Linked DNA regions of Homo sapiens: region 2 is linked to region 1. Evidence: read pairs that join two places in POLR2A ChIA-PET (ENCODE). Cell type or tissue: OCI-LY7. All regions are shown on one strand. Each heading gives the region's core, and the rest is flanking DNA. Links, peaks and the distances in the headings are about the cores only.

What was found. Peaks named below come from ENCODE experiments on the same cell type or tissue, not always from the same donor. Only the 100,000 strongest peaks of a DNase experiment are listed, where the experiment ranks them.
Region 2: POLR2A ChIA-PET joins it to region 1 with 28 read pairs; 2 of 35 experiments call an interaction of 5 or more read pairs at or near these places.

The regions. Positions count from the first base shown.
Region 1 is chr19:39,934,806-39,947,449 of GRCh38, forward strand. It overlaps the pseudogene PRR13P5. Among named protein-coding and RNA genes, the nearest start is that of FCGBP, 6.5 kb to the left of the region's middle. RefSeq lists enhancers at 6,864-6,943, 7,044-7,133, 8,677-9,177 and a silencer at 11,817-12,111. In OCI-LY7, for the core only: no CTCF peak of the experiment used is centred there; DNase peaks (open chromatin) are centred at 6,936 and 7,166; H3K4me3 peaks cover 1,780 bases; H3K27ac peaks cover 2,424 bases.
Region 2 is chr19:39,680,052-39,692,695 of GRCh38, forward strand. It overlaps the pseudogene LGALS17A. Among named protein-coding and RNA genes, the nearest start is that of LGALS14, 18 kb to the right of the region's middle. In OCI-LY7, for the core only: no CTCF peak of the experiment used is centred there; no DNase peak of the experiment used is centred there.

The sequences.
Region 1 (12,644 bases), core at 6,046-8,545:
GGAGGCTGGCTGTCCAGCGGGTCTGGAGGTGGGTTGGGGAGGGCAGAAGCCAGGGACGGGGTGGAGAGTTGGCTGTCTTGTGGGTCTAGGGGTAGGATGAGGAGGCCTACAGTCAGGGGCAAGAGTAGGGGACCTGCTGTCCCACTTCCAAAGGGGACCCCAGCCCTTCTCACCTGCAGGTCCCTGGAGCTGCAGGGCCAGCCCTGTGGCAGGGCTATATAGTGGAGTTTCTGGGCCACACCCTGGGCCACGTGCCAGGCAGATGATGCCAACTTCCTGGAGGAGGCTGCCATCCTCATGGCCAGATGAAATGGGAAACTGTGAAGGCCTGGGAAGGAGGGACAGTGATTCTGGATGCCTGGGTTCCAAGAAGGGAGTGAGGACAGCTGGTGGCCATTCCCTGGAAGCCTTCTGGAGAGTTTGGTCCTGGAAGGGTGGGGTCCCTGAGGGAGACAGCTGGGGAGCAGGCAGATGAGCACCTGGGTCCCTGGGTGGAGGTGGGGTAGGGTGGGGGTGTGGGCAGTGAGGGTGGGAGGTGGCATGTGGTCATATTTGCTGGCTTAGTGGCTAGGTTCCTTCCTTTGGCTCCTGCCAGGAACAACAGTGAGGGACCCATATCCGGGTCCTGGTTCCTTCTCAGTCCCCACAGGCTGGGGAGTCCCTAGCCACCCACATCCTGCTTCCAGACACCACTAGGGGCAGGTGTCTGGGATGGGCAGGAGTCTGAGGCTATGGAGTGGGACACAAGACCTCCACCGCAGCCCAGTGGGGCGTCTGCGGTTTCTCATCTGCAAAATGGGAACACCAAAACCAGCCTCTCTGGGCATCTTTACGTCCCAGAGATGTAAAAAAATTCTCAAGGACTGTAGAGCTGGGGGGCAGCCTCCTCTGGTGTGGGCGCAGGCCAGGCTGCAGGTGGGCACTGGGACTGAGGCGGTGTGTGAAGAAGGGACAATGGCCTCTGTTTCCTGGTTCCACACAGACACCCAGATTCTACTTCTGATCCCAGACACCTGCTCCTCAGTGGTGCTGGAAACAGGATATAGGTGGCCAGGGACTCCCCAGCCTGTGAGGACTGAGGAAGAGCCAGGACCTGTTGGTTTTGGAGTTTTTTTGTGTGTAGGGAGGGTTTGCTCTTAGCAGGGGCTAGCTGAACAGGTTTAGGGGACTCTGTGCCTCTCCATCACCCCAGAATTTGCCTGAGATGGGAGGTGGAGGTCTAGGTTGCACACAAGGAGCAGAAGAATGAGCTGAAAGTTGGGCTTTCTCAGCTGGAGTCAGCTCCTCTGAGGGGCTGGCCTGACCCATGCCCTGCCTGCCTTCTCCCTGACTCAGGATCTCATTGTTTGCTGGGGGAGTCTCCCCTGGGACCAGCAGCTGCAAAGCCTGGGTGCTCTCTTGGACCAACACCCTAGCAGCTGCTGCCCCTGGGGCTCCTCCTCTCTTATCACAGCAGCCTGGGCCTCTGGGAGGCCAGAGCGGGTGGGGGGCTTCTCTCTCCCTGGAGCTCCAACCAATCCCCACGCCCACCCAAGAAACGTTCCTGGAGGGAAAGATAAAGGCTAAGAGTTGACTGGGACATAAAGTCAACCAGGAGAATGAGGTGAGTAAATAGGAGACTGGCTAAAAGCCAGAGATAACAAGAAACAAGCAGGGGCAGGGGACCCACAGGAAGTGGAAGCTTTGGGAAAAGGATGCCTGGGTCCCTGAGGGGTCTAAAAGTTGGTGGAAGGGGCTGCTGGGTCCCTGAGACAGAGAAGGACTCGGAGGAGGAGACGTCGGGATTCCTAGGAGGAAACAGCAATTGCAAACCAAGATGTGAAAATTCTCTGTCTGAGGCCAGGCGCAGTGGCTCAGCTTATAATTCCAGCATTTTGGGAGGCTGAGGCAGGAGGATTGCTTAAGGCCATGAGTTTGAGACCAGCCTGGTTCAAGACCAACATAGTGAGACCCTGTATCTACAAAAAAATACAAAAATTAGCCAGGCACGGTGGTGCACGCTTGTAGTCCCAGCTACTTGGGAGGCTGAGGCAGGAGGATCACTTGAGGCCACAAGGTCAAGACCAGCCTGGGCAACATAGTGAGACCCTTTCTCTACAAAAAATATAAAAATAAACCGAGTGTGGTGGCATGCACCTGTAGTCTCCACCATTCAGGAGGCTAAGGTGGGAGGATTGCTTGATCCTAGGAGTCTGAGGCTGCAGCGAGCCGTGATCATGCCACTGCATTCTGGCCTGGGGAGAAAAAGAAAAAAGAAAATAAAATCCTCTGTGTGCCATATGCCTCTTGTAATTAGAGGCACTCAGAGACAAATGGGAGGTGAAGGGAAAGAATCAGGGTGAGTTTCATGGGTGTTTCTGGCCCTCAATTCTCTCTAAGCCTTGGGGTTTCCCCTGGTTGATCACAGAAAGAAGCTTCCTGCCTTCAAAATTCATCATCGCTCTCCACAGCCAGAGTCCCCAGAAATGGGGTGGTTGTGGTGGGAGATCTCACAAATTAATACTCTGTATGTGCCAATCCCCTTGGGTCTTCTTTCTCACTCCTTTTAAGGCCCAAGTGGTGTGTGTGTGGGTGTGTGTGTGGGTGTGTGTGTGTGTGTGTGTGTATGTGTGTGTGTACACCCCTGTGCTTTACCCTGTATTATATCAATTCTCAGGAAACCCTTTGGTGACCCGGGAAATAAACTCTGGGGACACTTCCTTATGGTCAGAGAAATCGCATCCATCCCTCCACTGGCAGCCTTGCTCTGAGCCCAAACAAGGGTATTTGTGTACCTGAGCCTTTCGGCCTCTTCCTGCTTATCTGCTTCCGTCTCCTTGCAGCATGGGCACTGGCTATACCATCCCAGACCCCTGGGCCCCTCTGACTAGTCTTGGCTTTATAGACTGGAGCACAGTGGAAGAGAATTTACTCTCTCCAGCTAAATTCAGGCTTGCGGGCAATTTCTAACTTAATTCCTTTACGCTCTGGATCCCACAATCCGACTTCCATAAGCACTGAACGTTTTGTTAAACTCTCCAATGACCCATTATTTGCCACTTGCCTCTAGTTCCTTCCCTCTAACATTTGACATTCACACTTCCTCTCTGCCTATAATAATTGAAATTCTATAGGAGATGTTCTCTGACCATAATGGAATCAGCTTGAAATGAATAACAGAAAAACAGGAAAATCTCCACTCACAAGGATATTGAGCAACTCACTTCTAAATAATCCATGGGCCAAAGAGGAAGTATCAAAAATACATAGAATTAAATGAAAATGAAAAGAAGATATTTCAAAATATGTGGGATATAGCTAAAGGGAAATTTATGGCATTAAATATTTACATTAGGAAAGAGGAAAGTTCTTAAACCAATATTCTAAGCTCTTCTTACACAATAAAGTAGTAAAAGACCAAAACAAACACAACGCAGAAGAAAGGAAATAATGAAGAGCAGAAATTAATAAAACTGAACATGAGAAAATCAATGAAACGAAAGAACTACTTCTTTGTTGTTGTTGTTGTTGCTAACAAGAGCAAGTCTTTGAATTTCCCAAATGTATTTGTGGATTTGTCTATTGTTGAATAGAGCATTCTATAAATATCAATTAGATCCTGTTGATTGATGCTGTTATTCAGTTCTTTGATATTCTCACATATTTTATCCTGGTAGTTCTATCAATTTGGTGAGACTGACGTTTTTAATTCTCCAACTATATTTGTGGACTTGTCTATTTCACCTTTCAGCTCTATCAGTTTTTGCTTCATGTACTTGAATCTCTGTTGTTTGGTACATATACCTTAGGATTGCAATGTCTTGGCAGAATGATCCTTTGTTTTTAGCAATGTTTTTCGCTCTGAAGGAAAGTATTTTCGTATTAATATAGTACTTCCTTCCTTTTAAAAATTTATATTTAAAATTATATATATATTTATTTATTTATTTATCTATTTATTTTTTAGACAGAGTCTCGCTCTGTTGCCCAAGCTGGAGTGCAAGGGCATGATCTCGGCTCACTGCAGCCTCTGCCTCCCAGGTTCACGCAATTCTCCTGCTTCAGCCTCCCAAGTAGCTGGGATTACAGGCACCTGTGACCACGCCTGGCTAATTTTTGTATTTTTGGTAGATACGGGGTTTCACCATGTTGACCAGGCTGGTCTTGAACTCCTGACCTCAAGTGATCTATCTGCCTTGGCCTCCCAAAGTGCTGGGATTACAGGGGTGAGCCACTGCACCCAGCCTAAAATTTATATTTATAATAACATAAATTAATAAAATTAATATATATTTCTATTCTTTTATTTTCAACCTACCTATGTTGTTATATTTGGAGTAAAGTTTTTTGGAGACAGTATCTAGTTGGATCATTTTTTAAATCCACTCTACCAATCTCTGGCCTTTTATTTCATGTAAGGAGATAGACTATTTACATTTAAAGTAGTTATTGATATGTTTGGACTTAAGATTAACATTTTAATATTCATTTTCCATTTGTTCCATTTCTCATTCTTATTTTTTCTTGCATTCCTGTGAGTTACATGAGCATTTTTTAGCATTCCATTTTGATTCATATTATTTTCGAATACATAATTTGTAGAATTTTCTTAGCACTTGCTCTAGTACTACAATATACATATGTAACTGATTATAATCCAACTTATGAATATTTTACCACTTTGATTGAAGTGTTGAAACTTTACATCCATATAGATCCTTTTACCCTCCCACTTATACATATGCGTGTGTGTGTATACACATATAACTATTTTAAGTATTGTCTCTTCCTATAGACATCAGATAATACTATAATTTTTGCTTCAACCAACTACGATTTTTAAAAACTCATGAGAAGGGTAATCTGCTATAGTTATCACTATTTTTGTCCATTCTGCTGTTCTTCCTTCCTTTCTAAAGTTCTGAGCCTTTTCCTGTAATCATTTGGACTTTGGAGAACTTCCTTTAATCATTCTCTAAAAATAATTCTGCTGACGGCAAAGTCTTGTAGTCTTCCTTCATCTAAAAGCTTTTTATTTCTTCTTCATACCCCGTAGATAGTTTTGCTGCATATAAGATTCTCGGCTGGGCACAGTGGCTCACGCCTGTAATCCCAGCACTTTGGGGTGCTGAGGCGGGCAGATCACAAGGTCAGGAGTTCCAGACCAGCCTGGCCAACATGGTGAAACCCTGTCTCTAATAAAAGTACAAAAATTAGCCGGGCATGGTGGCGGGCGCCTGTAGTCCCAGCTACTTGGGAGGCTGAGGCAGGAGAATCACTGGGAGGTGGAGGTTGCAGTGAGCCAAAAGCACACCACTGCATTCCAGCCTGGAGGACAGAGCGAGACTGTCTCAAAAAAAAAAAAAAAAAGATTCTCAGCAGATAGTTATTTTCTTTCAGCACTTGAAGAGTATTGCTCCAGGCTTTCTTCTCCATGGTTTTTGATAAGAAATTTTTTGTCATTTGATCAGTGTTCCCTATAGACAATTTATAATTCCTCTCTAGCTGCTTCCAAGATAGTTTCATTGTTTGCCTTTGTTTTCATAAGTTAGTTATACTGTGTTTTGGCATGGAATCCGTCAGATTTATTCTGTTTAGCTTCTTGCATCTGTAGGTTTATGTCTTTTGCCAAATTTGGGAAGGTTTGGTCATTATTCTTCAAATATTTTTCAGCCCCACTTTCTTTTCTCCTTCTGTTAATCTGATAATACAAATGTTAGCTATTTTATAATTGTCCTGCAGGTTCTCTGAGCCCTTGTTAGTCATTTTCTGTTTCTCTTTTTTAAAGTTGATTGTCTCTCTGTTTTTTGGATTGGGTAATTTTTATTGTTCTATCTTCAAGTTCACTTCTTATTTCCTTTGTCATAGTTGCTCTGCTCTTGAGCCTTTCCAGTGAGTTTTTATTTTAGTTATTGTATTTTTCAGTTTTATCATTTTCATTTGATTCTTTAAGAACATACTTTCCATTTCTTTGGTGAGATTTTCTTTTCTTTCCCATCTTTGCAAGGAATTTCTACTTGCTTGGTGAAACATTTTTATGATGGCTACTTTAGATCTTTGTCAGATAATTCTAAAATCTTTCATCTCAGTGTTAGATTGTTGATTGGCTTTTCTCATTCAAGTTGTGATTTTTCTGGTTGTTCATATTATGTATGATTTTTAAATTATATCCTGGACATTTCTGGTATTATGAGAGGAGACCCTGGATCCTATTTAACTCTTCCATTTTAGCAGTCACTGTTTTTAGGTTAGCATGCAGGTCCTGGCCTACTTTTGTGTGCTATGATTCCAATGACAATTTAGTTTTCAGAGCCCTTGCATTATTATTCCGGTCTATTTCATTTGCCTGGTGCTGGTTGAGCTCATACCCAATTCCTGTTAGTACCACCAATGGAGGTTAAAAGCATTTTCTTGGGGCCTGCTTGGTGCTGCTACGTTAGGAGTAGGAGACACTGGCACAAAAGGGTGGAGAGTACTTCCCTGGGCTGCGTGGTGCCAGCAGGGCTCTTCCTTCATCTCTGCCATCCACTAGGGTGGGGAAAGCACCTACCTGGGTGCTTTCTGCCGCTGGATAGGGGGCTGGGGAGATGCTGGATCTAGACCACGTCCTGTCGTTGGGTGGGAAATTGAGAGATGCTGGGCCACTGAGATGTTTCTCGAGTTCTAAGGCCCTTGTCAGTTTTCCTTCTTTTTATCTTTCAGAGTCCTCTTAAGAATGTCTGTTATGTTATTCCAGGGTTTTTAGCAGAGAGGAGCCAGGAAAAATAAATCTATGTCATCTTGACAGAGATGTTACCATCATCCTGGCTTGTTGTAGTCTCCTAAGATAGAAATCAAGTGAGATTACCAGACACAGTATTAAAGAGAAAAAAAAAAAAAAGTTTGTTTCCGTTTGTGCAGAAGGGAGGTCAGCACCGTGAAAGGAAAAGGGTAGGCTGCTCCCCACAGGGAGCAAGTCGATCTGTCTTGTAGGGGTCCAGATGCCATGATGTGCCTGTCATCATGTGTTAACAAGGGATTTCTTGGCGCCTGCACAATGGTTCAACATGGTTTTTCATACATTGCATGTAATATTGGCATTTTAAATCTCTACCTCTGAGCATGATTTTTAGCATTGAAATAAGGAAATTATCACTGTAAGTTGAAACCTAAGCTGTTCCTGTGGCTTCCTGGGGAAGTCCCTAAGCCCCTAAAGCAGGAACTTGTGGTTAATAGCTTCTTGGGCCTCTGATGCTGACTGGCTGGAGGTTAGGTATAGAACAGGAATTAAAAGAAATAAAGAATGTGTAAGCAAAACTTAGTTGTATGTAAGAAAACCCAATTCCCCCTGAGGAAGAGAAAGAGCTGGAGTCCTTTAAAATTAACTGCCTGTTTTTCTATGGCTAGTGAGCCTTATCTCTCCCTTTCCCAGGCATTGTGAAGACTCTGTTTCTCTAGCTGTGCAGCTGTAAGATCACTAGACAGATAATCTCAAGTCGTAAAACATGCTGTTCCTTGAAAAAAAAATGATATAATGCATGTCTCAATTGAATGACTGTCTTTGTTTCTCACTTCTGTGATATGCTTCCCCCTGCACAGATCTCCCCCAGCCCCACGAAATGCTTAAAAGGTAGCTTGACTCTTTGTTCAGGGCTCAGTCCTTTGGATGTTAATCTGACTGGGTCGGTGCACCTGAATAATTAAATAATTCCTCCTCAACCCCACGGTCTCTCTGATTCCTTAATTATCCTGCTGCAGACAAGCTACAGCTTGAGTAAGGGGCTTTTGTTCTTTTTCACTAAACCACCTCAAAATAGGAAGCCAGCCAGCTGTCTCACTCCCAGCCAAGAGATTTCATTCTCCTTATTCTTTTTTTTTTTTTTTTTTTTTTTAGACCAGGAGAAATAACTTTATTTGAATAGGACCCGAGACAGCATATTGGGCTAAGGAGGAGAGGTAAGGTTCCAAAACCGCAGTCAAAGCTCATCAACCAAATGGACTCTACTTCCCAGCAACCTTGCAGTTAGTGCAACCAACAAAAGGCCTGCTGGGGAATGTATTTGCCACTAAATCCCCCAAGTATGCCAACATTACAAAAAAGATAGAGGTTTTTCATCATAATTGAATTTCCACAAACCTCCCCAATCACAAGTATTATAAGTGGAAGTAAAAAATCACATTTTACAGATCTCAAACTTGTCTTCAACATTTAGTTCATCATCTTCAAAAAATAGCTCCCCTGCCTAATTCATTAGCTATATGATCTCTCCAAGCAGCAACAAGATGGCCAGGCCATGGCAATCCTCTTCCTATTTCCCCTAGCCACTCAGGGCTCAACAGCAGGGTGAGGCTCAGGTGGAGGTAGGGGGTGGGGAGCACAAGGGCTACATTCCCCCAGTACAACGTGGCATCTGAAGCTTGATGGGAGAGCAGAACTGGTGGGACTTGAGGGAAGGGTCCAGGGCCTGTATTCAGTCAGAATCACTGCTGGAAGAGGAGGAGGAAGAGGAGGAATGCTTGTCATGCTTGTGGTACTTGTGGTGCTTTTGGTGCTTGTGCATCTTTTTATGAGCTTTCTTCATTTTCTTCTGCATCTTCTTGTCCACTATCACTGCTGGTCCAACCATGCCAGGAGCCAAGGGATTCACAGGAGGGATTCCAGGGGCAGGCGGTGGGTATGGAGGAGGGTAGGGACCCAACGGTTGGCATCCTGGATACCCTGGCTGTGGCACAGGATGAGGGGGCCCACCTGGGGGGAAAGCTGGATTGCCATGGGGAGCTCCTGGGGGAGGAGGACAGGGGCCTGGGGGAAAGGGTGGATTAATAGGTGGTGGGTGGGCAGGATTGGAACCTCCAGGGCACCCAATATTGGGGGGATATGGATTTGGCCCTGGCTGCCCGGCATTGGGATTCCACATGTTTAGGTGTGTCCTCCAGCCTTTCCACCGCCGCCTGGGCTTGCTGCGTTCTCCTTCGCAGTCCTCATTCTCCTTATTCTTAAGGAGCAAAGGTCTCTTCTGGAACTACTTCCTGCTAAGCATGGACATAGTCTCTACATCTATTTCCAGGAGGAGTAGAAATTTCTTATGGCTTGCTGAAGGGGCTGATACGGCTCTGGGCTAGTGGTCTCTGAAACAGGCTGGAAGCCTGGCAAGACCATTTACTTGGCATGAAAGCATTACAGTCTGAAAGACGTGAATTTTACCAGCAGGTTAAACAAGCATGGTTTAAAAATTAAAAATTTAAAGATTAAAAACTTTAAATATTAAAAGAAGAAAGATAGCCAATAAGGGCTTAAGAAAGGGAGGAACCAAGTTACAAGCCTTACAAGGGTAAGGTTCATCTGACAGCATTGTACACTAAGTTGACTTCCTTTATCAAAAGAGTGTAACCAATTTCCTGATTGTAAATTGCCTGGGTGTTAACCTCTACTCGCCCAGTAGTATTTATCCAAGTGCAGCAGGAGGTATGGTGACTGTACAAACATCTTCCTGTTCAGCTAATAAGTAACCTAGAAGTCTTGCACAATGATTAACTTGACATGAAACTATTGTAGTCTGAAAGACACAAATTTTACCAGCAGGTTAAAGAAGCATGGTTTAAAGATTAAAAGAAGAAAGATAGCTAATAAGGGCTTAAGAAAGGAAGGAACCAAGTTATGGAGGGTAAGGCCCAAGTTATGGAGGGTAAGGCCTAGCAGTTGTCCAACACCACATTAGCAAGAGAATTGAGGGAGGTTTTTAGCCTTTCCAGGGCCTGCCTCACCTGGTCCACTATATGCCTAGGGCTATTGTGACTCCAGGTACCCTGCACCCAGACTAAAAGGAAGAGGTTACAGTGAGATAGAAGGTACAGTGGCTGGGCGCGGCGGCTCACGCCTGTAATCCCAGCACTTTGGGAGGCCGAGGCGGGTGGATCACAAGGTCAGGAGATCAAGACCATCCTGGCTAACACGGTGAAACCCCCATCTCTAAAATACAAAAAATTAGCCAGGCATGGTAGCATGCACCTGTAGTCCCAGCTACTTAGGAGGCTGAGGCAGGAGAATCCCTTGAACCCAGGAGGTGGAGGTTGCAGTGAGCCGAGATCGTGCCACTGCCCTCCAACCTGGACAACAGAGTGAGACTCCGTTTAAAAAAAAAAAAAAGGAAGAGGGTACAGTGGGAGCATGATTCATGCCAGGCCCTCACCATGTCTTGAGTATGACCTGTGCACCTAATAGGGAAATGATCCCAAACTATCTTACCCAGCTGGGGTAATATTTTATTATTATATTGTCTGCTAAATTTTCCCCAAGTTGATAATGTATTTTAAAGCCTGATTTAAGTCTTCATCTATTAGAAAGTTTGTCTTGAGAAAGGACTGCTCCAATAGGTCATTTTAAAAGGGCTGAGCTTTAAGTTCCCCTTTGGGGTGGATCTTATTCTTAGTAAGGCAATAGGGAGGCACTTAATCCATGATTTCTGGGCTTCTTGGCATAGTGTAGCCAAGGTTCTTTTTAAGGGTTTGATTCATTCTCTCAACTTTCCCAGAAGATTGAGGATGCCAGGCAGAGTGAAGTTTGTATTGGATGCTAAGACTGCTAGACAGCCCTTTGGTGACCTAGGTGATAAAAGACAGCCTGTTGTCACTTTGTAGGGAGGCTGGAAGCCCAAACCTAGGAATTCCTTGTTTAAGCAGCCATTTACTTTTTGTTTGTCTGGTTTGGTTTGGTTTTTAATTTTTTTTTTGACAGAGTCTCGTTCTTGTTGCCCAGGTTGGAATGCAGTGGCACGATCTCAGTTCACTGCAACCTCCACCTCCAGGGTTTAGGTAATTCTCCTGCCTCAGCCTTCTTAGTAGCTGGGATTACAGGTGCCCTGTGCCACCATGCCCAGCTAATTTTTGTATTTTTTTTTTTTGAGACGGAGTCTCGTTCTGTCACCCAGGCTGGAGTGCAGTGGTGCGATCTCGGCTCCCTGCAAGCTCCGCCTCCCGGGTTCACGCCATTCTCCTGCCTCAGCCTCCCGAGTAGTTGGGACTACAGGCGCCTGCCACCATGCCCGGCTAATTTTTTGTATTTTTAGTAGAGATGGGGTTTCACCGTGTTAACCAGGATGGTCTCGATCTCCTGATTGTGATCTGCCCGTCTCAGCCTCCCAAAGTGCAGGGATTACAGGTGTGAGCCACCGCACCTGGCCTTAATTTTTGTATTTTTAGTAGATGGGGTTTCACTATGTTGGTCAGGCTGGTCTCAAACTCCTGGCCTCAGGTGATCCGCCCACCTCAGCCTCCCAAACTGCTGGGATTACAGGCGTGAGCCACTGCACCCGGCCTTTAAGCAGTCATTTACAAACTTCAATTGCTTTTTCTGTTTGTGTGGGGAAAGCTTCCACCCAGCCTGCGAAAGTGTCTATAAAAATCAGAATATATTTGAATTCCCCTTTAGGGGTATCTGTGTAATTCGCCAATCTTCTCCAGGATAGGTCTTCTTATGCTGCACTGGGGCAGAGCCAGTGGATGGGCTCAGGAATTATTTCTAAGACAAATTTCACATGCTTGAGTTACAGAGTCCACTGTGGCTTTTTTATTTTTATTTTTTGAGACTGAGTCTCACTCTGTCACCCAGGCTGGAGTGCAGTGGCATGATCTTTGCTCACCGCGGCCTCTGCCTCTCAGGTTCAAGCAATGCTCCTGCTTCAGCCTCCTGAGTAGCTGGGATTACAGGCATGCGCCACCACACCCAGCTAATTTTTATATTTTTAGTAGAGACGGGATTTCACTAAGTTGGCCAGGCTGGTCTCGAACTCCTGACCTCAGGTAATCCACCCACCTCAGCCTCCCAAACTGCTGGGCTTACAGGTGTGAGCCACTGCACCTGGCCCACTGTGGCTTTTTCTTTCTTTCTTTTTTTTTTTTTTGACAAGGTCTCGCTTTGTCACCCAGGCTGGAGTGCAATTGTGCAATCTTGACTCACTGCTGCCTCAAACTCCTGGGCTCGAGCAATCCTCCCACCTCAGCTTCCCAAGTAGTTAGTACCACAGATGCATTCCACCATGCCCAGATAATTTTTAAAAATGCTTTTGTAGAGACACAGTCTTATCGTGTTGCCCAGGCTGGTCCTGATCTCCTGGGCTCAAGCAATCCTCCTGCCTCAGCCTCCTCAAATGCTGGGATTACTGGTGTGAACCACCATGCCTGTTAGGCTGTAGCTTTTAAAGCCTTGCTCACTAGGAGATTTTGGATTAAATTCCATAGTGAGTCTCTCTCATAATGAGTTTCCTCATGAAGTCTTTTGATGACTTTCCATTGGTCAGCTTCTGGTAGGAAAAGGCATTGTTGCTGATCTTCTAGCCACCCTGACCATTTAAATTATACCCTCCTTCATCTGCTCAGTTTTTTTTTTTTTGATGGAGTCTCGCTCTGTTGCCCAGGCTGGAGTGCAATGGTGCCATCTCAGCTCATGGCAATCTCTCCCTCCTGGGTTCAAGCGATTCTCCTGCCTCAGCCTCCCAAGTAGCTGGGACTACAGGCATGCACCACCACGCCCAGCTAATTTTTGTGTATTTTAGTAGAGACAGGGTTTCACCATGTTGGCCAGGCTGGTCTCGAACTCCTGACCTTAGGTGATCCTCCCACCTTGGCCTCCCAAGGTGCTGGGATTACAGGCATGAGCCATCACTCCTGGCCAACCACTGCCAACTTCT
Region 2 (12,644 bases), core at 5,865-8,364, 250 kb before region 1:
ACTGGTGCGCCTGTTGTGAGCCATGAGTTATGGAGGAGTCATCTCTGAGCAGAATGCGTGAATCCTCAGGTGCCTCCTCCCAAGCAGAGTGGGGAAAAGGAACACAGACTATGGGGCCGATGGTTCCTCAGGTGGGGTCTGTCCAGAAAGGCCATCTGCTCCTGCCTCCAGCCTCAGGTCTCTCTGTCTCCCAGCCTGTCCATCCCATTGTGGGAGAAGAGGGTGAGCAGATCCTGGCTCACTAGGGAAGGCCTTTGGGGGATGTGGGTTCGGAGACTGAGTCGCCCAAAATAGAGAAGGAATCAGTTTATTCTTAGTTCATACAGAGCTTACAGTGCATATTAATCAATAACTTGCCAGGGTTTGTGGCTCATGCCTGTGATCCCAGTGGTTTGGGAGGCCAAGGTGGAAGGATCGCTTAAGGTGAGGAGTTTCAGACCAGCCTGGGCAACGTAGTGAGACCCTGTCTGTACCCAGAATTTAAAGATTATCCAAGCATGTTGGTGTGCACCTTCATTCACAACTACTCAGGAGGTTTTGGCAGGCGGATCACTTGAGTCCAGGAGTTTGAGGCCACAGTGAGCTGTGACCATGCCACTGCAATCCAGGCTGGGCAACAGAGTAAGATCCTGTATCAAAAAGACCCCAAACCCCAACACCAAACAGAGAAATGAAAATCAAACAATATTTAGATTACCTCCAATGACTTCCCTGGCCCACACTCTTCATGTGTGCAGGTACTGGGGCTGTGCTGCCAGCAAGGTGTCCCCTTCTGGAAAGGACGTCCATGGCCCTTGATGATTGTGATGCACACGGGGGTTTCCAGTTCTTTTAGCATTTCTCTCTCTCTTTCAACAAGTGTTGTTTCTCACTGGAGTGAATCTCTCTACTCTTACATCCTCACATCTTGTTTTCACAGCTTCAGTGTTGAAAATAATCACAGGTCGGTGTTCCAGAAGCAACCTCCCTGTTCTAATGGGTAACCCCCAACAGGCTTCATGCATGGCAGAGATTAGGGCAAAACTTTCACATATATTAATTCATATATTACTGGAAAAACCCTACAAAGCAGAAATTTCTGCTTATCCTCCTTGTCCTGGGGAAACTGAGGCAGGGAGCGTTCAAGTAATGGATCTAAGATTGCACTGCTAGTAAGAGGCAGAATGAGGACTGGAACCAAGGCAGCATGGATCCTGAACCATTGCTCTCATGTATGGGTCACTAATTTCTTCAGGAATATGCCGCCCTGACCGCTACGGTGGGAGGGAGGAGGCTCACAGTTTGCCCTTTGACCTCTAGCCTCCTGCACCATAGGAATCTGTTACGGGGGGGAGGCCACACCTGGTCCTGCCCCTCCCACCCACTTTCAATCCCCTGGCAGGTACCACACACACGGCCTGTGTCCTTGTCTACTGGTTCTTGTGTGATAATCACAGGGACACCGATCATCCCTTTCGTGTGAGTACTCCATGGTCCATGGCAGGGGGAGGAGACGAAAGAACATTTGCTAAAGGGCTGACCTCCTGTGTGAGTGATGTGAAAATGTCTAGTTGGCAGGATGGCAGCACCATGCAGGTGCAGGTCCTGGAGACCCTGCAACACCTGGCATGAAACCTGCAGTGGCCGCACTGTGAGCTAGTCATGGGGCCTAGGGGAGGAGGACACTCAGGGCATTGGGACTGTGGCTCTTTATCAAGAGGCATAGAATGTTCAGGAAATTGACAACTCATAGGCCTAGGTCAGTGACTGTGGCTGAGTTTACATCTTGGGATGAGGGAGCTCTTAAGGGCAGGAGGGGCTGAAGCAGCCCCACAGGGACAAGACTGGCAGTATCACCAGGAAGGCCTGTGTCTGCTCTGGGGAAAGGGGGGAAGGGATTTGTGTGTGTCCAGTGTGTGCCCCACAAGGGAGAGACCTGCCCAACACACCGTGTGCTTTACCCTCAGCATGGACCCACAGCTGCAGGTGGATTTCCATACCGAGATGAAGGAAGACTCAGACATCGCCTTCCATTTCCGAGTGTACTTTGGTCATTGGGTGGTCATGAACAGCCGCGTGAATGGGGCTTGGCAGTATGAGGTGACATGCCACAATATGCCCTTTCAGGATGGTAAACCATTTAACCTGTGCATCTCCGTGCTGGCCGATGAGTACCAGGTGAGCCCCCCAGGAGCTCCCAGCACCCACCCTCCATGGGCTCCCAGAACAGGAGGCAGCTCTTCCTGAGCTGACCCCACCAGTTCCTCGGAGCCGATCTCCCATAACTACTCCTGCCCCAGGCTTTTCCTCACAGAGCACTCTCTGCTTGCACTGCCATCCTCAGTTCTTCTTCCAGATCTGACCCAGGGTCAAGGTGGGCTCACCTGCCATTTTCCCCAAGGTGGAGAATCTTGTCTGTCTTCACCCATAGTTCTCATTCCCATGTATGCTGTTACTTACATAGTCATTCAGCCAAATGGATAAAACATGCATATGAATAAGGTTATTTTATCAGTCCAAAATGTAGTCTTTCTCTCAGTACTGAACCCCAATCCTACCCCCAGAACAGCAGTATTACTAGCTTCTCTACACAAATTCCAGAGCTAATGTATGCTTATGGAAGCATACAGATGTGTGGTTTCATTTCTTTTTAAACCAATGCTGTTTTAAGTTTCTCTACACATTACACTTTAGAAACTGGGGTGGATTTGTTGTCAAACGCTACATGTTGGAGCAATCATCCATCCATGGTGCCGCCTCAGTTTTTCAACATCATACAATATTCCTGTAGCAGGGTTACCCAAAATTATTGAACTTGATCCTTTTGATGGACATTAGGCTGGTTCCAGTATTTTGCGCTCACAAATAAAGCTTTTTAACGTACCCTTTGTCATAATGAACCTCCCAATTTCCATATTGGAGGGTAATTACAAAAAATGGAATAACTCCTTCAAAATTGTGTGCATTTTAAATTTCATAACTTAACACCTAAAAGGTGACTGTCTCTATAGCTTTAGTAATAAATAAATAGTATTTCCAAACTTTCTAACCTTTTCTTCTTCTTCTTCTTCTTTTTTTTTCTGGAGATGGAGTCTAGCTCTGTCGCCCAGGCTGGAGTGCAGTGGCACGATCTCAGCTAACTGTAACCTCCACCTCCCAGGTTCAAGCGATTCTCCTGCCTCAGCCTCCTAAGTAGCTGGGAATACAGGTGCACACCCACCACGCCTGGCTAATTTTTTTTTTGTAGTTTTAGTAGAGACGGGGTTTCACCATATTGGTCAGGCTGGTCTTGACCTCCTGACCTTGTGATCCATCTGCCTTGGCCTCCCAAAGTGCTGAGATTACAGGCATGAGCCACTGCGCCTGGCCTTCTTCCCAATCTTTTCAAATGGGCAGATGCAAAGAGTAACATTTCGTCCATATTTAAGTAGGAGATCCTTTTCTTATGCCTTTCAGCCGTTCAGAATAATATCCTACGTTTTGCAACACCTGTTTTGTTCCTCCTCTCTGAAAACATTTGAATTTCCTTCTTTGCCACCACCATTACATCTCTGGGCAACTCCAAGGAGAAACTGGGCCATCAGCAGTCATAGTGAATGGGAGTTATAGTTCATGGAACTGAAATGTATGCATTCAATGAACACTGTCCAGCACTAACCCCATGGCAGGCCCTGTGCAAGACGCAAGGATTGAAGTTCATGAGAGACAGTCCCAGGCCATAGGGATCTTCCAGGTGAGAGGAGAGGCTGAGCAAACAGGTTCTGTGATACACAGGGTGGTAAAACCTCCTTGGAGGAATGAGAGGAAGCATTGGAAATAAATGAGCAACTGTCTGAAGTAGGCACAAGGGTAATCTGCAGAGAGAAGTGTGTCTACTGGGTTCTGATGTATAATTAGGGGATTTCTGGTTGGATGCTGTAGGCACTAGGGCTGAGTGAGATGATGCTGAAAACTTGTTTGATGGCATATTGTATTTCTGATGCATTTTTTTCTTTTGTAGGTAATGGTAAATGGCCAAAATGCTTACAGCTTTCCCCACCGACTCCCACCATCTTATGTGAAGATGGTGCAAGTGTGGAGAGATGTCTCCCTGACCTCAGTGTCTGTCTGTAATTGATGAAATGATCACATTCCTCATGGTTAAAGAATCCCTGTTTCTGTGCGACCATGGCATTTCCAGAGCCTGCTAACAGAACGATCACTCCTCACCCCTTCCTCTACACTTGGTCATTAAAACTTCACCAAATTTTCCAGAATCTGGTTCTTACTTTCATGGAGAAAAAGACAAAGTGGCACAAGGACACAAGTGACACAAGGCCACTGTGATGTCTGAGATTACATAACGAAGACATCCTTTTATGTCAGCCCGTACTTTACGTCAGACACTCTGAACCAAAATTCCTCCTTCATTGTAGATGACTCACTCCAGTGAAATGTTGGGTAGCTGTTTACAACCTCACAGGCATAATTGATTTTGGGGAGAAGCTTTGTAATTTGAGGAAAGTCATATGAAATGTCTTCATTCTTGCACTCATTCTAAGGATGTTTCCTGTGTCTTAATACTGTGTCTGGCGTTGTGCAGGAAGCACTGAAAAAGCCGAGGAAATACTGACCAAGTTTGCACCTGAAATTTTGTTTTGTTGTTGTTCTTTGAGACAAGTTCTTGCTCTGTCATTCAGGCTGGACTGCAGTGGCACCATTAAGGCTCACTGCAGCCTCGACACCCTGGGCTCAAAAATTCCTCCTGCCTCAGCCCCCCAAGTAGGTGAGACCACAGGTGAGCACCACCATGGCCAGCTAATTTCTGCATGTTTTTTTTGTAGAGATGGGGTTTTGCCATGTTGCCCAGGCTGGTGTCGAACTCCTGAAGTCAAGCAATCCAGCAACCTCGGCCCACCAAATTGCTGGCATTACAAGTGTGAGCCCCTGTGCTTGGCCTATACCTGAAAATTTCAATCCAAGCCATAGTTAGAGAACCACAAGAGTTCAATAATTTCCCTCAAAAAATCCCTTTGTCATGTTCAAAAGAACTGCCAGATTTTTCTATTTTATGTGGGCAGAATCCTGGATCTCCTCTTTGGAAATAAATGGTCATAGTTTTAGATCGGAAAATATGTCATTTATTGGTGGAATGAACACAATTCATTCACATGGACACAGTGAGCCGACCCTGCTTTGCTGCTGCTACCGTTGGCATTGCAGAACCGGAAACCTCCCCAACACATATTCACATAAAGCAACCATTTATTCTGATGTCTCCCTGCTTTGCAGGTTTACTGGACTCATGCGGGTGGTAGACACGCATGTGTGTGGGAGTCACGTTTTCTGAAGGACCTACAGGCTGGGATCCCAGAGGATTCTTCACTTATGTTTGACTCAACACTAAGGGTGAGTGAACACCTGGGGGCTGGCTGGTTGTCTCCTTCCCTACCTCCCCTACACATTAGTGTCTTGAATTTTCTGAAATCATGAAGGCCTCATAGTTGTTGGACTTAATCAATGATTACTGTCTTCCACCAAAGAAGGACTTTCAAGAAACCAAAGAAGAAGCTGCCAGGCATCATAGAACTTAGCTTTGAAAATTGGAGAGTGTCACTTTTCTATGACATTATATTGATTAAGGTGAGTACAGACAGCCCAAATCATGGGGAGGGGCCTCCACAGGTTGTGGTTGTTTTGATTATTGGTCATGATGGGGTCCTTTTTGGAACCAAGTTCCACTGAGTCTCCACTGGCTTACAGACTGTTCACATACCAAGAGAAGTAACCCTGGAAACAACTCCAGAAAGCAATACCATTGTAGGAAGAGGCTCAGAGTGAAGTCCCGCATCTTATCATCCAATCAGGACCTGGTGTCCATGAGGTGACTACACATTGTCAGGTGCACTTTCTCTCAATGTGTGCACTAAGGAGACAAATTATTGGCCCTTAACACATCAAACACCCAATACTGAAACACACATAGGAAAAATGCAATTCACACACCTGATTTAAGCATTATTTGAAAAAGAAAAGAAAAAGAATTTTACATCAAAAGGACAAGAAGATTTTTAAAAGGAGAATGAATTGAAGAGAGGAAGAAGAAAATAGACAGCAGTCACTGGGCCACATCATTGCTGAAGCCAGCCAGACACCTATTTATCATTTTCTCTAGGACTGGTTCTCAGCAACAATCGGCTTCACCCTCCACTCTTCCCTTCTTGGAGTTTCTACCAAGATGGCAGAATGACAGTCCTTTTCCCTCTATAAGAGCTGAGATCACCTGCTTCATAGCAAACCTGGAGAACCACTTAGCAGAAACAACATGTTACCTACAAACTAATGAAGGCAGATTGAGTAAAGTCCTGTCAAATAGCCTCTTTTTCCACACGGCCCAAGTCAGGCATCATTTTGATCATCCTCATCCTCTCTCCCCATGTTCATTGCCGCAGTTTGTTCACCTCCAACCTTACTCATGGGTATGCTCCTCTCCTACCCGCATTCAACCTAACACCCAGATACCTGAGGTGCCAACACACAGCCAGTGCTACTCCTCATTCCTTTCTTCCACGTTTCATTCCCATATGGAATGAAATTCCCTCCTCTCTCACTGGACACTCTTGGGTTCAGTTTAGGTCCACTCTCCTCCTTACACCTTTCTGCTCTCAGTGTTGTTCACTTTTCTATTTTGATAATAGGTCATAGGCCTCATCACCTGTATGGAATTCATTTTTTGTGGAATTTTAGAAGGTGACACTGACCTTATCAGGGGCTCACCTTCAGCCTAGCACCTAAATGTGCAGAGGCAAGTGGACAAAAAGGAACTGGGAATAGAGTCCAGGCTTCACTCAGTACCTCTTTGTAGTGACAGCAGAAAGAGTAGTATGGGTGGTGGGTGTGAGATGTTGTGTCACGGGAACGGAGAACAGGAAGTGTTTCCTGGGCACTGAGAAGTGTCTCCTGTCTCACGGTGACCTCTTCCCCAGCACAGTTTAGCTGCAGAATACACACTGTTGTCCTCAGCACATAGATCATTCTCAAAGATAGACCATATGTTGTCATGAAACCAGTCTTGAAACATTAAAAAAAAATTGAAATATGTAATCCCAGCACTTTGGGAGGCTGAGGCCAGTGGATCACGAGGTCAGGAGATCAAGACCATCCTGGCTAACACAGTGAAACCCCGTCTCTACTAAAAATACAAAAAATTAGCCTGGGCGTGGTGGTGGGCACCTGTAGTCCCAGCTACTCGGGAGGCTGAGGCAGGAGAATGGTGTGAACCTGGGAGGTGGAGCTTGCAGTGAGCAGAGATGGCGCCACTGCACTGCAGCCTGGGCAACAGAGCAAGACTCCATCTCAAAAAAAAAAAAAAATTGAAATAATATCAAGCCACTTCTTTGACCACAATGGAATAAAACAAGAAATTGGTAGCAAGAGGAGTTTTGGAAACTATCCAAATACATAGAAATTAAACAGTATGTACCTGAATGACCAGTGGGTCAATGAAGAAATTAAGAAGAAAATTAAAAGTTTTCTTGAAACAAATGATAATGAAAACATAACATACCAAAATGTATGGGATACAGCCAGGGCAGTATAAAGACGGAATTTTATAGCTCTAAGTCCCCACATCAAAAAAGAGAAAAGCTTCAAATAAACAATATAATGATGCATCTTAAAGAATTAGATAAGCAAGAGCAAACCAAACTTAAAATTAGTAGAAGAAAATAAATAATAAAGATCAGAGCAGATACAAATGAAATTAATAAAAAGTGTTTTTTCTGATAATTTAAACAAAATTAGCAAACCTTAGCCAGACTAAGAAAAAAGTAGAGAAGATATAGATAAATAAAATCAGAAATGAAAAAAAGACACATTACAACTGATACCACAGAAATTCAAAAAATTATTAGTGGCTACTCTGAGCAACTATACACCAATAAATTGGAAAATCTAGATGAAATGAACAAATTCCTGGATACTTACAACCTATCGATATTGAACCTGGAAGAAATTAAAAGCCTGAACAGTCCAATAATAAATAATAAAATAGAAGCCACAATAAAGTCTCCTCATAAAGAAAAGCCCAAGACCTGATGCCTTCACTGCTGAATTCTACTGAACATTTAAGAAAAAATTAATGCCAATCTTACCGATACTATTCAGAAAAACAGAGGAGGGACTATTACTGAACTCATTAAAAGAGGCCAGCATTATCTTGATATCAAAACCACACAAAAACCCACCAAAAAAGGAAGAGAAACCATAGGCCATAGGCCATAGGCCAATATCTCTAATAAATATTGATGCAAAAATCCTAAACAAAACACTAGCAAACCTGAAGGGGGCCTGCCCCTTCACACCTGTGGGTATTTCTCGCAAGGTGGAGATGAGAGACTGAGAAAAGGAAATAAGACACAGAGACAAAGTATAGAGGAAGAAAAGTGGGCCCAGGGGACCAGCACTCAGCAAGTGAGACCTGCACCAGCACTGGTCTCTGAGTTCCCTCAGTATTTATTGGTCACTATCTCTACAATCTTGGTGAGGGAGATGTGGCAGGACTATAGGGTAATGGTAGGGAAACCATTACCAAATCAGCAGGAAAACATATGAGCAAAGGAATCTGTGTCATAAATAAGTTTAATGAAAGGTGCTGTGCCTGGATGTGCACGTAGGCCAGATTTATGTTTAACTTTACACAAACATCTCAGAGCAGTAAAGAGTAGCAGAGCAGTATTGCTGCCAGCATGTCTCACCTCCAGCCATAGGGCGGTTTTCTCCTATCTTAGTAAATAGAATGTATGGTCAGGTTTTACACTGAGACATTGCATTCCCAGCGACGAGCAGGAGACAGATGCTTTCCTCTTATCTCAACTGCAAAGAGGCCTTCCTCTTTCACTAATCTCCCTCAGCACAGACCATTTACAGGTGTCAGGCTGGGGGACTGTAAGGTCTTTCCCTTCCCATGAGGCCATATCTCAGGCTGTCTCAGTTGGGTGAAACCTGGACAATACCCAGGCTTTCTTGGGCAGAGGTCCCTGCGGCCTTCTGCAGTGCATTGTGTCCCTGGTTAATCGAGAATGGAGAATGGTGATGACTTTTACCAGGCATACTGCCTGCAAACAAATTGTTAACAAGGCACATCCTGCACAGCCCTAAATCCATTAAATCTTGATTCAATACAGCACATGTTTCGGTGAGCACAGGGTTGTGACTAAGGTTACATATTAACAGCATCTCAAAGCAGAACAATTTTTCTTAGTGCAGATAAAAATGGAGTTTCTTATGTCTTCCTTTTTCTACATAGACACAGTAACAATCTGATCTCTCTTTCTTTGCCCCATACAAACCAAATTCAACAATACATTAGAAAGGTTGACCAGGCATGGTGGCTCATGCCTGTAATCCCAACACTTTGGGAGGCTGAGGGGAGTAATTACCTGATGTCAGGGGTTTGAAACCAGCCCGACCAACATGGCAAAACCCTGTCTCTACTAAAAATACAAAATTAGTCAGGCGCAGTGGTGAGCGCCTGTAATCCCAGCTATTTGGGAGGCTGAGGCAGAAGAATAACTTGAACCCAGAAGGCAGAGGTTGCAGTGAGCTGAGATCACACCATTGCACTCCAGCCTGGATGACAGAGCGAGACTTCTTCTCAATAAAAAAAAAAAAAAAGAAGGAAAGATCATTTATCATGTCCAAATGGGATTTATTCCTGGAATGCATGGATGGTTCAACATATGCAAATCAATTAATATGATACCTCATATCAACAGAATGAAGAACAAAAGCCATATGATCATTTTAATTGATACTGAAAAAGTGTTTGATAAAATGCAACATTTCTTCACAATAAAAACCCTAAAAAAATTCGTGATGGAAGGCCCATACCTTAAAATAATAAGCCATATATGACAGACCCACAGCTAGTGTCATACTCAATGAGGAAAACCTGAAAGCCTTTTGTCTAAGCTCTGAAACACTACAAGGATGGCCGTTTTCACACTGTCATTCAACATAGTACCAGAAGTCTTAGCTAGACCAATTTGACAAGAGAAAGAAACAAAGGGCATCCAAATTGGAAAGGAGGAAGATAACATAATCTTATATTTGGAAAAACCTAACCACTCCACAAAAAACTACTAGAACTGATAAACAAATTTGGTAAAGTTGCAGGATACAAAATCAACATATAAAAATTAGTAGCATTTCTACATGCAAACAAGGAACAATCTGAAAAAGGATTTAAAAAGCTATCTTATTTACAATAGCCACAAAGTAAATTAAGTACCCAGAAAGTTACTTAACGAAAGAATTGAAAGATATCTGAAAAAGTCTAAAAAACGAATGGAAGAAGTTGAAGAGGACACCAAAATGGAAAAAAATATTCCACGTTCATGGATTAGAAGAGTCAATTTTGTTAAAATGTCCATACTACCAAAGGTAATCTACAGATTCAATGCAATCTTTATGAAAATACCAATAACATTCTTCACAGGTGTAGAAAAACAATCCTAAAATTTATATGAAATTATAAATGACTGAGAATAGCCAAAGCCATCCTAAGCAAAAAGAACAAAACTGGAGGAATCACATTACCTGACTTCAAATTACACTACAGAGCTATAGTAACAACAACAACAAGAACAACTACAAAAAGCATGGTACTGGCATAAAAACAGAAACAGACCAATGGAACAGAATAGAGAACCCAGAAACAAATCCACACACCTACAGTGAACTCATTTTCAACAAAGGTGCCAAGAATATACACTGGGTAAAAGACAGTCTCTTCAATAAATGGCATAGGGGAAACTATGCAGAAGAGTGAACCTAGAAACCTATATCTCCTCATGTACAAAAATCAAATCAAAATGGAGTAAAGATTTCAAACTAAGATCTCAGACTATGAAAGTACTAGAAGAAAATACGGGGATAAATCTTGAGGACATTTGTTCTGGCAAAAATTTCTTGAGAAATACCCCACAAACACAGGCAAACAAAGCAAAAAAAACGAACAAATGAGATAATGTTAAGTTAAAAAACTGCCTAGCATAGGAAACAATCAAAAAGTGAAGAGAAAACCCACAGAATGGGAGAAAATATTTGCAAACTAATTGCCTGACAAAGGATTAGAATGGTTTGAATTCCTTGACAAAAAAAAAGTGAAGAGAAAAATGAAATAAGAGGGAGAAGGAAGGAAGGATGGAAGGAAATTCTAATTCACTCCACATTTGAATTCTAATATAGGTTTTAAGGATGCTTCCTTTCATCACAAAAAGAACTTGAGGAGGGGTCCTGAGTCCTCCACCCCAGGTGAAGAAGACTGCATTGTGACTCAAGTCCAATCACCTGTACCTGCACCTGTCCTCACACAGGTCTGGAACTAAGAAACAAATAACCAATAACTAGACTTAAGAATCTCAACTTTCTCCACAAATTTGCAGGAGAAAGGGTGTCTCTGAAAATTTGGATTCCCATGGACGCTCAGAGAAAAGAAAAGGGTGTGGGTGGAGCCCAGGTGTGTGAGAGGCAGATGGGAAAGACCCTCACCTGGCAAAGCCAAGGGGACCAGTGTGGGATCAGGGGGACACAAGGGCTTTCTCTACCTCCCTCCATAGGTCCTGCTTAGGATCAAGACCAGTGTTCTGTCAGAACATCTGTAGACCAAAAGAAGTGTTACCTCCCAGGGCAAATGATTTTCACCAAAATCCTCACTATTTTTACCATTGCACAGATTAGGAAAATTAGGAAATGTACATTCTGCACAGTGGAGAGAAGGCTTAATGAGAGGCATGGGGGCTGGACTTCACAACCCCTCACCCTCATCCTCACTCCATCATCCTTGTCTGTGCATTTCCCTGGTGACCCCTTCCTCCCCCTGGTGTCTTCCCCACCGTCATTTCTGCTGCATCACAGACACAGGCTTGCAAAAAAGTGTGGTTATGACTGAGTCTGTTTCTGATACCCTGGGGCTATGGTGTCTGAGACGTTGCATGTTGTCAGGTGTGGACCCTGGACCAGTGTAACCTTCTGTGAGGGTGTGATGGTGTCTGATGAGAGTGAACTCTGCTGAGATGATGTGACTTTAGGTGGGAGGTGGAGAGCCCACCAGGATGGGTGGGATGTGCCTGAGTGTAAAAGGGTGACTGTTTTGTCTTCCCGACTGTGATGTGAGTGTGTGTGTGAGCAAGGCCAGACCAATGCATGAGCATCTTTATAGGCACAGCGAGCAGGCATTTGTGACTCAGTGAGTGGGGTGACTCTGTGCGACTATGGGTGTGTGTGAGTGCTGGGATATGACTGGGTGTTGAACTGGGAACATGCATGTGGCCTTCTGTGCATGTCAAGTTTCCTCCTCACACAGCAGGGCCTCTGATGAAGCAGCTGTGCATCTTCCCATGTGTGTCAATGTGGATGCCAGGTGGCAGAACTGGTGTGAATCTTGGGGACTGTGAGTTATCAATGACTCATTTGTGAGCATTAATGAGAGCAGAAAGCATGCTCTCTAGATGCCTCTTCCCAAGCAGAGTGGGAAAGAGGAATGCAGATCATAGGAGTGATGTTTCCTCAGGTAGGTTCTGCACACAGTGACCACCATCTCCTGTCTTTCAGCCTCATGTCTCTTCCTGGCTCCCACCAAAGCCTGCCCTTCTTATTGTGGGTCTGGAGAGTTTGCAGATCCT